3 separate regions of the Homo sapiens genome follow, and all the other regions are linked to region 1. Evidence: chromatin contacts called from ENCODE Hi-C or POLR2A ChIA-PET data. All regions are on one chromosome and are shown on one strand. Each heading gives the region's core, a stretch centred on a gene start or an enhancer-like site at or near the end of the contact. The rest is flanking DNA. Distances are from core to core; before and after follow the strand shown. Region 1 overlaps MAMDC2 (MAM domain containing 2). Region 2 overlaps KLF9-DT (KLF9 divergent transcript). Region 3 overlaps TRPM3 (transient receptor potential cation channel subfamily M member 3).

What was found. Hi-C counts contacts between places; a loop is a spot of excess contacts on that map. ChIA-PET counts read pairs that join two places held with the same protein, here RNA polymerase II (POLR2A). Pooled maps may share reads with other maps.
Region 2: a loop to region 1 is called in a pooled map, with 2.4 times the contacts of the local background. The contact joins two enhancer-like sites. A Hi-C loop is called at or near these places in 2 of 50 pooled maps. POLR2A ChIA-PET finds 5 or more read pairs at or near these places in 2 of 52 experiments (Caco-2 and activated T-cell).
Region 3: a loop to region 1 is called in a pooled map, with 4 times the contacts of the local background. The contact joins two enhancer-like sites. A Hi-C loop is called at or near these places in 1 of 50 pooled maps. POLR2A ChIA-PET finds 5 or more read pairs at or near these places in 2 of 52 experiments (AG04450 and WTC11).

Annotation. Positions count from the first base shown.
Region 1 is chr9:70,108,613-70,112,511 of GRCh38, forward strand. It overlaps MAMDC2 (MAM domain containing 2), which reads left to right. Exons shown (of 14, transcript NM_153267.5): 4 at 1,108-1,192. Among named protein-coding and RNA genes, the nearest start is that of MAMDC2-AS1, 65 kb to the right of the region's middle. Within about 2 kb of position 2,524, at least 10 of the 41 ENCODE cell types and tissues checked have a DNase peak (open chromatin) inside an H3K27ac peak, as active enhancers do.
Region 2 is chr9:70,418,816-70,422,847 of GRCh38, forward strand. All of the region lies in intron 1 of KLF9-DT (KLF9 divergent transcript), which reads left to right. Among named protein-coding and RNA genes, the nearest start is that of KLF9, 6.2 kb to the left of the region's middle. RefSeq lists an enhancer at 1-711 and silencers at 149-458, 559-608, 1,539-1,628. Within about 2 kb of position 1,381, at least 40 of the 41 ENCODE cell types and tissues checked have a DNase peak (open chromatin) inside an H3K27ac peak, as active enhancers do.
Region 3 is chr9:70,560,850-70,565,055 of GRCh38, forward strand. All of the region lies in intron 22 of TRPM3 (transient receptor potential cation channel subfamily M member 3), which reads right to left. Among named protein-coding and RNA genes, the nearest start is that of KLF9, 150 kb to the left of the region's middle. Within about 2 kb of position 2,627, at least 7 of the 41 ENCODE cell types and tissues checked have a DNase peak (open chromatin) inside an H3K27ac peak, as active enhancers do.

The DNA of each region.
Region 1 (3,899 bases), core at 1,274-3,773:
TACCATAGAAGAATATTAGCAATGGAAATTAACATTTTGTTTATTCCTTAAAAGAGCTTCTTCCCAGATTTCTTTCCCATCTATTTAAATGAGCCTTCTGTAAAAATCTAAATGGGGCTTAAATCAACCTCTTCAATGAAAATAGATTTTCTATGGCTTTAGGGAGTATTCTCATTTCTATAATTTTATTTCATCCTTCTAAATTGTGTGTGCTATGTGTTTGTTTATCTTCTTAATCATTTCTTTGCTACAAATTTTGAACAAAAGATTATAATAAAAGGAAAGTGAAAATACTTTAAAAGAGAAAAGATACTTAAAGGACATGTTCCATTTCCTTTTCAAAGAGGGAAGTTGTTCCTTTGGGAGTCCTGGAAAAGGAAGGTAGCGAATGTAAGGTGAAGCTGGGTGTGGACTGGATAAGGAAGGAGGATGGGATCCAGACACACCTGGCCATGAAGTGTGATGTTTATTGAAAATATTTCATCGGGGACACAATGGAGCCATCATGAAAATATTCCCCATTCCTAATCCGTCTTTCAATTTCCTATCCCATCCCACTTCTTTGAAAGGCTTGAAATGCTTTACTCTCCAATACCCACTGTCTGCTTGGAGTCCTTCCCTGTCAGCCAGTGGTTGAGGATGGAGCATGGGGGCTCTGAGTTCTCTCTTTAACAACTTCTTCCCAGCAGTTATCACCTCCTAAATCTGCCAGCATAGTTGCAGAATATAGGGCTAAAACCACAGGAGAAAAAGTGATTACTTTCAGAAACAGGACCACAAGTGCTACCACAAGCACTGAAGGTGGTGGTGGTTGGGATAGCAAGAGAAGAAAAGACAGCTGACTCTGAGCTTCTATCAGATGCCTTATTTACCTTGAAGTTTTGATGTATGAGTTTATGTGCACATGCGCATGCACACACATATATACACACACATTCTTCTAGTAAAGTCCGTAGTGAAATTGGTATCCAATAGCAATTAGCTGAGACTAACAATCCTGTTTTGCCTTAAGTGGCTGAACAGCTCCAGACTAATAGCTGAAATACTGAACCAAGGAAACATGATGTTTTGAAGTCTAACTCCCCTTCTTCCCCATATGTTGTGCAGATTTTAATAGAAGGTGTACTAGGACAGGGAAACACAGCCAGCATCGCACTATTTGAAATCAAGATGACAACCGGCTACTGTATTGGTAAGTGGGCTTCATTTTCATTAAATCAAATTGTGAATCTTTTTCTAAAAGTTACTGTTGCCAGAGGGAACTGAATCAATCCTAAAGACCAACTATTTTATAGAATGCACTGCATAATGCATACTGGTTTAAATTCTTTGCTAGATTCATTTGAATACTGTATGTTTTTTGTCTTTAGTGTGGGAAGGCTCATTAGAATCTGCCTGTACAGTCTGGATTAATGAAAGAAATATAGATGCAGGAACTGTAACTTCAGAGCTGCCACCTTAACCTCAACACATTCTGATTAAAATAATTTACAAATTGCTGGAAACTCAGCTTTTTGTAGCATGTGCCAGAAAAGCAGACATTGTATTACCTCCTTTCCCTTATTTCTCTCTTGGCACACCACGGCTCTCCTCTTAATAATCACAGTTGTCACTTAGATTTCACTTGAGCAGAGTTGGTTGGCTGTCTCTTATCTGCCAGCTTCCAAGAGGGCATAAAGAAAGGATAAACCCTGTCCTATGGTGGTTCAGTTCCTATTTGTCTACATTGAAGCTAGTTCTGCATATGGCAAATACTGCTGAGGAAGGACAAGCTGTGCAGTGGAGAGGCGCAGGGAGGAGGAGAGGAAATTGGAGAGGACTGAATAGGGACAGTGCACTGGAGCAGGAGTTTCAAGAAGGAGAAGAATTTAGTTAAGTGGAGGTGCAGGGTAGGAAGGCAAGGGTTCTCCATGGCCAGACCCCTGTGGGGAGAAAGAAACAGGGCAGGTTCAGGCAAAGGCAAGAGGCTGAGTAGGGTGTTTGAAGTGAGACCAGGACTGCTAAGGGAGTTTGTGATGGAAGAGTGTGGATGCAGGATGTGGAGCTTGGACCTGCTGAATCATGTGGGTCAGCCAGCAGGGGAGAAGTGTGCAGCTGCACTTTCAGATGACTCCAGCTGCCACGTGGAAAATGAGTTGGGTACAAAGAAAATGCATAGCAGGTGGGAAAACCCCTAGGAAGCAGCTGTGACATTACAGAGGGGGCATAATGAGGGTAATACTGAATTAGCAGTGGAATTGGAAAAAGGCAGTAGAATTGAGAGATTTTTCAGCACTGACAACTCTTGAAGGCTAAATGAATGTGACGGGGAAGAGAAAGGAGAGTCAAAGAATATTCTGAACGACAACAACAACAAAAAAGCCTTTGCTAATTCCCTTACGTTTCACTTGTCTGTTTTGACCTCAATGATATCTCTAGGGCAAGTGAAAGAAAACAGACCATTTTCTGAAGATACAGTGAGGCTCAGGCTCTTTTCCTTGAGCCTCCCGCTGGGCTTCCACCTGGCATCTGCACAGCTTGTGAACGACAGGGAAGTCAGACACCTCTGGTGGAGCGCCACCTGCTGGCTCAGTCAGCTTACTGAGCCTCAGCCTCTTGGCATCCGTAAAATGGGAATAAAAAGCTTCCCTCCTAGGATTCTTAGGAGGAGGAATATCCTGGTTATGAAAATAATTGGTATATACAGTGCTGGACATCCAAAACATGTTAATTGCCTTTCTTCAAATGATGTGGTGACTTCTGATTTGTTTAAAACAAAAGGATGCCAACACTTTTATCTTGTTAAACTCTATGATCACACTCTGACTTCTTTCTTTCTGGGTACTTTATCTGCCTCTCTCCATTGCTCATCTGTAAAATGAGGTTAGTAACAGTGCCTATGTCATGGGGCTGCTTTGAAGATTGAATAAGTTAATTTATGTAAAGTGCTCAGAATGGAGCCTGGCATATTGAGGAATATTTTGCTTTTTATTTTACTCTTAGGCAGCATTTGGCACTGAATGTTAGGGCATTGGCTAGCAGACACTGTGGTGGAAACATTGAAAATGAAAATCTTAGAAATGTTCAGTGCTTGCTAATGTAAAAACACATTGCTGACTACACCAGTCAAGATCCTGGCAGGAAGGAGGAAACAGAGGGTACAGTCAACCTGAGTAATTTGAGGGAAGCTCACTGAAGAGACCACAAAGGTGTGAGTGGTAAAGGAAGCCAGCAAGGAATAGCTCTGTGACCCAGGACTAGTAACAGTGATGATTCAGGAGCTGTTATCTTCTTTTGGTCTGAAAGGACAAGGGAGGAGGAGTTTCCAGTACCTGTAAACAATAGCTATTTGTCAAACAAGGGCTGCTTGACAAGACTTGCCAACTCATGGCGACCTGGCTGGGAGACTGCTGGGCAAGTAAACCCCTGATTTCATTCTCCTTCCACCCTCCATTGGTCGAATCCAACAGGGAGATGGAAGGCAGGGTAGCCCATTGATACAGTCCGGATAGGTCAACCTCTGCAGGACCTATCAGGTGGAGAAGAGCAACGTGGATCCGCAGGGGGCCAGTGGCCAGCACAATTATACTTCCTAGTTTAACTGTGTGATTATAAGGGTCAATGGAGGCATTAGCTTGTGGGTTTCTTGCTCCCTTTTAAGGAACAATTGTTGATGGAGACCAATATATCCATGCAAACATGCCAATGACACTAAGGGTAGAAGAGGGGGATCTGATTATCTTCTCTCTCTTCTCTACTCAGTAGCTGCAAAAGGGACCAGAACCTAGGATATATCTGCCCCACCTATTTTACCTGGGTTCTGATTTATAAGAAAAACAGGGAATTTTAGCATCTCAGACACATGTCCCTCAGCTCTGGGCAACTTGTTCATCATGAGAAGAGAAAGGAATGGAGGACTG
Region 2 (4,032 bases), core at 131-2,630, 310 kb after region 1:
AGCCCGATCTGGTGGAACGCCCGTGGCCATAATGACAGCTAACACCCAGGGGCTGGAGGGGGAAGGGCGCTCAGGCAAGCGCGAAAACTTGCACGCCGCCCTACTTTGCTCCCGCCCCACTTAGCAGCCTTCCGCAAAACTCCAGCCCTCTCCTCTGCAGCGCAGAAAGGCCGCCCGTTCATGCATATGCAGGAGGATAAGTTTAGCTCGCAGCCCCCCGCGCTCCGACCGGCCCAGCGCGGCACTCGGTGAATCACCCGCGCTCGGGGGCGGGCGCTCGGCTCCGGCCGCGGACTGGCGGGCGACTCAGCCACTCGTGGACCGCGCGCCCCGGCCTGGCATCGCCCTTTTAAAAAGTCTTCCGCAGGCGGCCGCCGCCGCAGCAGCCTGAGGAGGCGAGTTCATCTGAGGACAGTCCCAGTTCTCAGAAATCCCTTCCCTGCTGGAACATCAAGCTCCCTTTACTGCAGTTGAACAAACTGCCCTAGATTGGGGGACCAGGAACCCGCCCCAAACTCGTGCAAGGAGCTCCGGGCGCCCACGCCCACGTGAGCTAACCTTGAAATTAGCCCCTGCACCCGGGAGCGCGGGGGTGGGAGTGGGCGGGGACCGGGGGGGAGCCCCGCGCGGCCCAGGCCCTTGCTTTGCGCTCTCCGCGTGCACGTACCGCCCCCGCCACCCTGTTTCATAACTCTGGCGGTGTTGCATTTTTTTTTCTTTTAATCTCCCGGGTAGATGGGTGTGGGGTTCCTGTGTTGGGGAGAGGGCAGGGCACCTTGGCCACCTTCCATCCCCCACGCCCGCGAGGAAGAGGAAAACCTGCCCTGCGGTCCTCCTAGGAACACTGCAGAGTAGGGTGTCGAGATGACATCAGCTTCTAAACATAGCAAGCACCGCACCCCAACTCCATGGGCTGCGGGGGTGGGGAGGGAGTGGGGGAGGCGGGTGCTGCTGTCCCCGGGCGGGGCGTGGCGGGCAGGCCGGCCAGGCTGTGCGGGAGGAGATGACTTTGCAGGAATTGCGCTCCCAGAGTTTGCCGGCAGATCTCTCCCGCGATGGCCCGGCCAAGGGGTTAGGAAACATTCCTGCCATTCCGTGCTCTCCCCTACCCCACAAGAACCACACGCACGCACACACGCACTCTTGGATCGAATGTGCCTTTATTTATAAATCAATCCAGCCCCAGCCCAGGTTCGGTCCGGTCCCGGGAGCACCTGCGCCCCGCGTCTGCCTTCAGGCTAAGCCTGCGAGGGGTTCGGTGTGGCCCTCCCAGTGAGTCAGAATGGGCTGTGTTTCCTGTGGTTGTTGTGGAACAGTTTGTCCTTTTTACTCTCCGCCCCCCCCGCCCCGTCTCCACCCCCTTGGTAAATATAGCGCTCACGTTTCATCATCTCTTTGTCCAACGAGTGCCAGACACCCCGGCCCGCGGCCCCCGCCGCCTCCCTCCTCCTCTCCGCTCGGTTACCTCGCATAACCTCGCGCGGGCAGGCACCGGGCAGCAGCTCTCCCCGCGGCCGCGCCCGCCCGGCACCCAGCGCTTCCCGCCGCAGCACACCCCCAACCCATTCTCCCCTCCCCTTCTTCCAGTTCCCCCTTCTGTACGGCCCCCATGCTCTTGTCCCACCCCCTCTACTCGGCGTCCGGGTACTGGGTCGAGACGTGTGTAGGTGTAGGGAGGTGGATAGCCCTTTTCCGAGCCGTAGGCGTCACCCCTACGCCCAGGCCCAGGCCCAGTGCTGGATCCTGCACTTTCCCAACCTCCCCCTCCCAAGTTCCAAGGTTGCCCTCTGTTCCCCTCCCAAGCGCAGGTGACAAGCTGCTGAGACAGTGTCTGATTCACCGACAGCTGAACCAGCTACTGGTACTTGGAGGTGGGCGTTTGCTGAACTGTTTTCCTCCCACCTCCCCCAACCCCCTACCCCGGTGGGGAGCGGGCTGGAGGGTCGGAAGAGGCAAGGTGGATGACAGCCGAGAAGTGCGTGCCCGCTCTTCCCTCTCTCCCTCCTCCTCCCAGTTTCATTTCCACACATACAGCCACCCACCGGGGACCGGAGGCGGCTAGTGTTCTCTGAACGCCGGGAACTGGCTCTCTCTGTGGTCTCCTGTTTACTTCCCTCCTCCTCTTTTCCCCTCCCTTCTCCCCGCCCCCATCTCCCGGCGCCGCTTCCCGCCCAGAGCAGCTGGGAAACCTGCAGCTGAACACTGCAGTCATGGGACTTCCCTGGCCCCGAGCTGTGCCCCAGGTTTGCCCTGTCCTGTCCTGCCTTGCCCTGTGTCCGCTTTTTGGGGGGCACTTATTTGTCCTGAAAAGGGTCTTAAGGCTCCCTATCCAGGAACGTGGAAGAGGTGACTGCTTCCCTCCCCCTTCCTCTCCTCCTGACTCCCCTGCCAGCTACCTTCCTGTGGGGGCCCTGCCTGGCTGTCTTTTTTGGCCAGGATTCTGGGCCACCCCCACGAGTGGCCACCTGTCCAGGGAGAAGTGGTGAGACAGCTAACGGTGTGTAAGAACTCTGCATCCAGGATGCTGCAGAGCTGGCTTCTTTGCCATCACAGACTGTCCTGTTCGTAACAGGGTGCCCAAAATTCTCTGCCGACCAAGGTTTTCAGGCAGAACCCCAAAACCTGCTCCTAGGGACACACCCTCTCCTTATGGAGTCTGGCAAAACCTTTCCTTTCAAAGCTTGCTTCACAGCGGGGAAGAATGCAGGCTCTCTCCCTAAGTAAGCTGAATGAACAAAGGACTCCAAGGAGGCCGTGGGGGTTCCAGCTCTGGGTGCCGCCTGCCTGAAGTTCACCCCATTTAAAAACCACCTCTTCACCACCACCCTCTGCTCCACTGCCATGGTTACCAGCTCCCTGTCCTTCCCAGCACAATGTTGCACAGAGGCAGAAACAAACAAGGACATTTAAAATGTTCTTTTAAATACCCAAAACACTGCCTTGGTATTTTGGTAGCAGAGAAGAGGGAATAAAAGTCCTGACTGTTTGCTGGTTTCCTTCTGACCCCACGACCCTGAAAAAATCCTTACCCTGGATGGCCTCTCAGCTGCCAAAAGAGGGAAGGAAGCTTGGTGAGATACTAGAGAGTGGAATTCAGAACAAACCCTTGGCAGGAGAATTATTCACCAAGATAGACTCTTCTTTCTTCCCCCTCCACCCCAGCTGCTTTGAAGTACCTGCCATCAGACTATACCACCTCCGCTTTGTGGCTGTCATCTGCAGGCTCTCCTGCACTCCCCCTCATTCCCCGAAGATTCTAGCACCTGACTCACAGTCCCCCACCTCCACCCAACTCCTATTAACATTTTTGGTGAATTTAGCATCCCAATAGATTAATGACCTATCTGAAACCCTGGTACCTGAACAGCAATCATTTTTTTCCTCCACCCCACTGTCACATGGGTATCTTCAATCTTTTCATCACCAAATAACAGCACCACCTCCGACCATCATCCTCCTTCCTGACCAACACTTCTTTCTCTCCCAGCTTATTTGCTCAAATAACCACATTTGAACAATTCTTTGACCCTATTTTGACTTCCAGTCTACTTTTTCACTGTCTGTCATTGACCTTTCATTCTTACATCTCTCCTACCCACCTTAAGATTTCATGGTCTTCCACTATATCATTCTTTCGCATGCACCTCCCCCTACTCTCTCATTCCTGGGACCATCTGGCCAAACTCTTGATTCTGTCCAGCTTAACACACTGGACAAAAATGACAGGGCTAACTGTTGTCACTCTAAATTTATGATCATACATCTCAAGTGGGCTCTCAACACTGTCCGTGTGCATTTCCCTCGTCAGTTTACTTTCCCACACGCTGAAATGACTATATTGCACCTTCTCTCTTCAAACTTCCAACACCCCTCCCTTCCTCACTCTGAGCTGAGAAACTTGCTGCTTATTTTACTGAGAAAATAAAAGCAATTTGACAAGAACTACCTCCTCTTCCCACCATCATATCTTCCATCCTGCCTACCTTTCCACCCAGACGCTGCCTTCTCTCTTGTCACCTGATATACTGTTCC
Region 3 (4,206 bases), core at 1,377-3,876, 450 kb after region 1:
GGCAGGCACCTCCACCCCAAAGATTAAGACACTTGCCCTGTTGATTTCATCCTATAATATGCAGGGAAAAGAAGTATTTATTTATTTAATATGCACACCATCTTGTCCCTAAAAAGTCAGAGAAATTTAAAATGGAACACCAATGTTTGATATAATCAGAGTCATCCTTAAAAATATGGCAAAAAAGGATATTTCTTGAAGAATGCCCCTTCCTCTCCTGTCTGAAGAAATGTTTCAAAAGCTCAGTCCAAATCACAAGCAATGGAATAAAGAGCTTAGTTGAGTATCTGACTACATTTATCCTATTTTTTTTATAGAAAGGATTTTCATCTAAAAATCCATCTTGAAAAGATAACGAGACAAAGAGGATTTCTCCACCTCCTTTTGAAAATCTATACAGTTCGCCATGGAGGATTTAGAATGCCATTAGCACAGCTGCTGTGGCTTTACTGGGAGGACAAATTTGATTTAGATAACGCTGCCCTTTGGCCTTTTCCTGACACAACGTTTTCCTTGGCAAGACAACTGGAGATGCCTCCCTTTGCATGGCTACATCTTTCTAGAAGTTTCCTTATCTGAGGCTCTTTGATTGTGGTGGGTCCAGGTGGAGGTTTTCTCTGTGGAAACATGAGGCTCTTTCTATTGCTTTCAGTAGGTGACTGCCAATATCCTCTTATAATGGACAAGAAGAGCAAAGGTCGCTGAAAACCAGGCAAGCCCAACTTTCTAGAGTCAAAAGCACCATCTACTAGCATCCCCTTTTACTTCTTTTGTGGCTTAAGTTTTTTCTCTTCACCTAACCCAAACACTAGGTAAGATGCTAACTGATAATGATATGGCGCAAAGGCAGCCACTGGAAATTGGTGGGAGGCCTTGGTTTCTCCATCCATGAACAAAGGGAGTTGGGTTATTGATATTCTCTACAGTGCAACAGACACACAGCTTGGGAAGTCCAAGATGGCTTTAGGACACACAAGCAGGGCATTAAATGGCACTGAACTAGATAGTAAGGGATGACACTGTCAAGCTTCTTTCCATCTTCCTGACGCCATCAGAGAGAAAGTGTTAGTTTAAGCATACTATTCTTTTAACACTTCCTTAATGTTTGCTAAATTCCCTTTTTTAGGAAAGACTGAGCTCAAGCATCTGGTAGAATTTCACAACAATGTAGCGTTTTTCATTCTGTTTATTTTGTGGTTATCCTCTATTTATGTCAAATGATACTGATTTTCAACTTGTGACCCTAAATCTTTAAAAATAAATTAAGTTTCTAAAAAATGAGCCAATTTAACAAAAAATATTTAAGAGTAGAACAAAGGTTATAAACTAGTGAATGGGGGTATGTGGTTGACTGAAGTTTGGGAAATGCTGGATTAGATTATCTCTAAACTCCATCTATTCCTGATATTTTGTCACTCCACGATTCCAGGAAAAGGAGCAAAAGACTTGAATTTGCCCCAAACTGAATCATCTATCCCAGGAGCCAACTGTAGGCCACTTGTAGAACCTTAATCTTTTTATTCCTGGTAGAAAAGCAAACTAGCTCCCACTGCATTAAATGGAATTCAGCCCCTACCTGGGGAAAAAAAGGGACCAATGATATAGCCTCCAACTCTTCAGGGCCATCTTGGCTTCTGGTCTATCTGCTATGTGCACACAGTTTCAGCTTTGAGCTATTCAGAACCCACTATTAAGCTCAATGTCTCATTTTTTAATCCAGTAAATTAGCAGGATGTCGCAAATCTAGGTATGTTGTGTGTGTGTTGGGCAGGGGGGAGGTATGGGGGGAAGAGCGTCCTGGGGGAGAAGTGGGGAGAATTCAATTCCCTGTTACTTGGTTCCATGTTCTTCCTATCCTATATATCTAGCTTTACCTGGAAACAAAAATTATTTATTTGAAGAGGGCTTCAAAATTCTAACCTTAGTATTTCATTATTTTGCATCAGGAATTAATATCAGAAATATTTTATGCAAATCTTGCCTTGGAAGAATATATATCTAAACTAGCCTATTGTACACGCCAGTGGGTTTGCTGTCATGATTAGGAGATCGATTGCATTAACAGCCCCAATTTCTCTCCCCTCCCTGGATCCACACTGCTTTGTCATGTGATGTTAGAGTTTCTATCACTAAACAGGTGGGATCTCTTTCTTCACCTCTTGATTCTGAGTTTGGCCATGTGGTTTGCTTTGGTGAATGGAATGTTAGCAAATGTGACCCACACAGAACCTTGGAAAAGCCCTTAATGTTTCTGTTTCCACTTTTTGGCTTCCGCCATTACCATAAGAGACATGCATGAGCTAGCCTGTTGGAGAATGAAACACAGGGAACCTTTGCTTCTAGGTGCTTGTTTTCTGAGCTGAGGCTGTTCTGGAGGAGGTGATAGCCCGCTGACCTCCTGGCAGGTGATTGAGCCCAGCCCAGACCAGAAGAACCATGCAGCCAACTCTCAGTCTTCTGAGCTCAATACGTGCTTATGGCGTTAAGTTCTGAATTCTAGGGTGGTTTTTCCTGTATCATTTTTGTGTTGATAGATACCTGATAAACAAGCTAAATTTCCCTTGCCCTGCTCACAGCTGGAAGAGGTAGCCCTACGTCCTTCAGGCTGACAAAGTCCTTTCCTCATTTCTTCACTTCTCCTTTCACCCAATTCAGGCTACAGATGATTGGAGCAGATTCCACCATTGACCAAGAAGGAGTGAGTTCATTGAATGGCCAGTGACTAATCAGACTCTTTGTGTTTAGAAATAAAACAGAAGTGCAGAGACTTAAGTTAGATGATGGCATGTACTTAAAGAACATATAGAGCCTGACCTCACTGGGTCATGTAAAGCAAGCCATATGAGAGAGGGATGGTGGAGGAAGGGAGAAAGGAAATGGGAGAGAGAGCAAGAGAGAAAGAGAGAAATGATTGATTGATTATTGATTGAGGCAGGAGAGAAGTATAGAGAAAAGCAGATGAGTGTGGTCATGTCTTCTGATTCTGACTTTACAAAACCACTTCTGGTTTTGTTCCCAGTCAGCTCACGCATGTCGTGCTCTGCTTCCTGTCTTTGAATGCCTCTGTGGTTTTCTCTTAGGCACTTACAGTCAGTCTTTATTGAACCTACTCTGTGTAGTTTTGTTTTCTTACAATCAACATTTTTCTCTGGTTGAGAACATAGTCGCTAAGACTTCAGAAGGAATCAGTTTCCTTGCCTAGTAGTTTCATCAGAGAAGGGAGGGGCTGTGAGAAGGGAGAGGGAAGCTCTGGGAAGGGTTAGAAGAATGGAAATAATTGTGTTTAACTCAGTTTTACTCAGGGCTTGCCTCATCATCATCATTACACCTTCCTTTTGATATTTGCATATACGAAATAGGATTAGATAAGTTCTTTCCTTCTTCAAACCAAAACAACAGAAAAATTTCAGAGAAAACATAAAATAAGTTACTCTTTCAGATTTTTGTGTTGCTGTCCACCTACCTATAATTCATCACAACTCCCTGACACGCAACAATACACCTTTCTGAGCAATGAGGGCAGGAGGAGGCACCCCTTCCCCTGTAGGTGAAGGGAGCTGGAGTCCATTCTCATTGCCTTTACTGTGGAAGGTTTTCCCTGTGAGTCCACACTACCTCAGCCTACAGGCCACACACTAAGGAATATGCTTGTTGTTTCTGTTTAAAATGGAATTGTATTACTTTTCAGAAGCCCATGCATATTTAGGGTATTAGAGTATTCAAAGAGGGAAGAGCCAGGGCCCTCTTCAAGAGGGGCCTTCTTAGGAAAAGAACCAGCAACCTCATATCAGGGCTCTCTGTGCCTGGAAGGATCAGTCCAGTGAGCCAGACTGCATGTCTATGTGTAAATGCACATCAGGGGACATGAGGCTACACCACCTCCAAAGAAATAATCTATGGCTCTTGTCGACTCCCATTGCATTGTGCCTGAGGGGTTATATGATATCTACAGAAATGATCAATGTGGCTCCTAATATTCAGGAATGCGTATATAAGCAAATAAGTTCCTGCTGACATTATTTACAAATCCCCTGGTAAGAGACAATGCAAGAAACACATCTGTACTTACAGCTCACGGTTCAGGCTCGAATCTCTCTGATCTGCAGGCACTAATTCCTCTCTGTGCCCTCTGGATCCCAAGCTCTGTTTACTGTTAAAACTTGAGCTTTTCACGCTTCAAGTGATGCTCCTCAAACAACCAAGAAT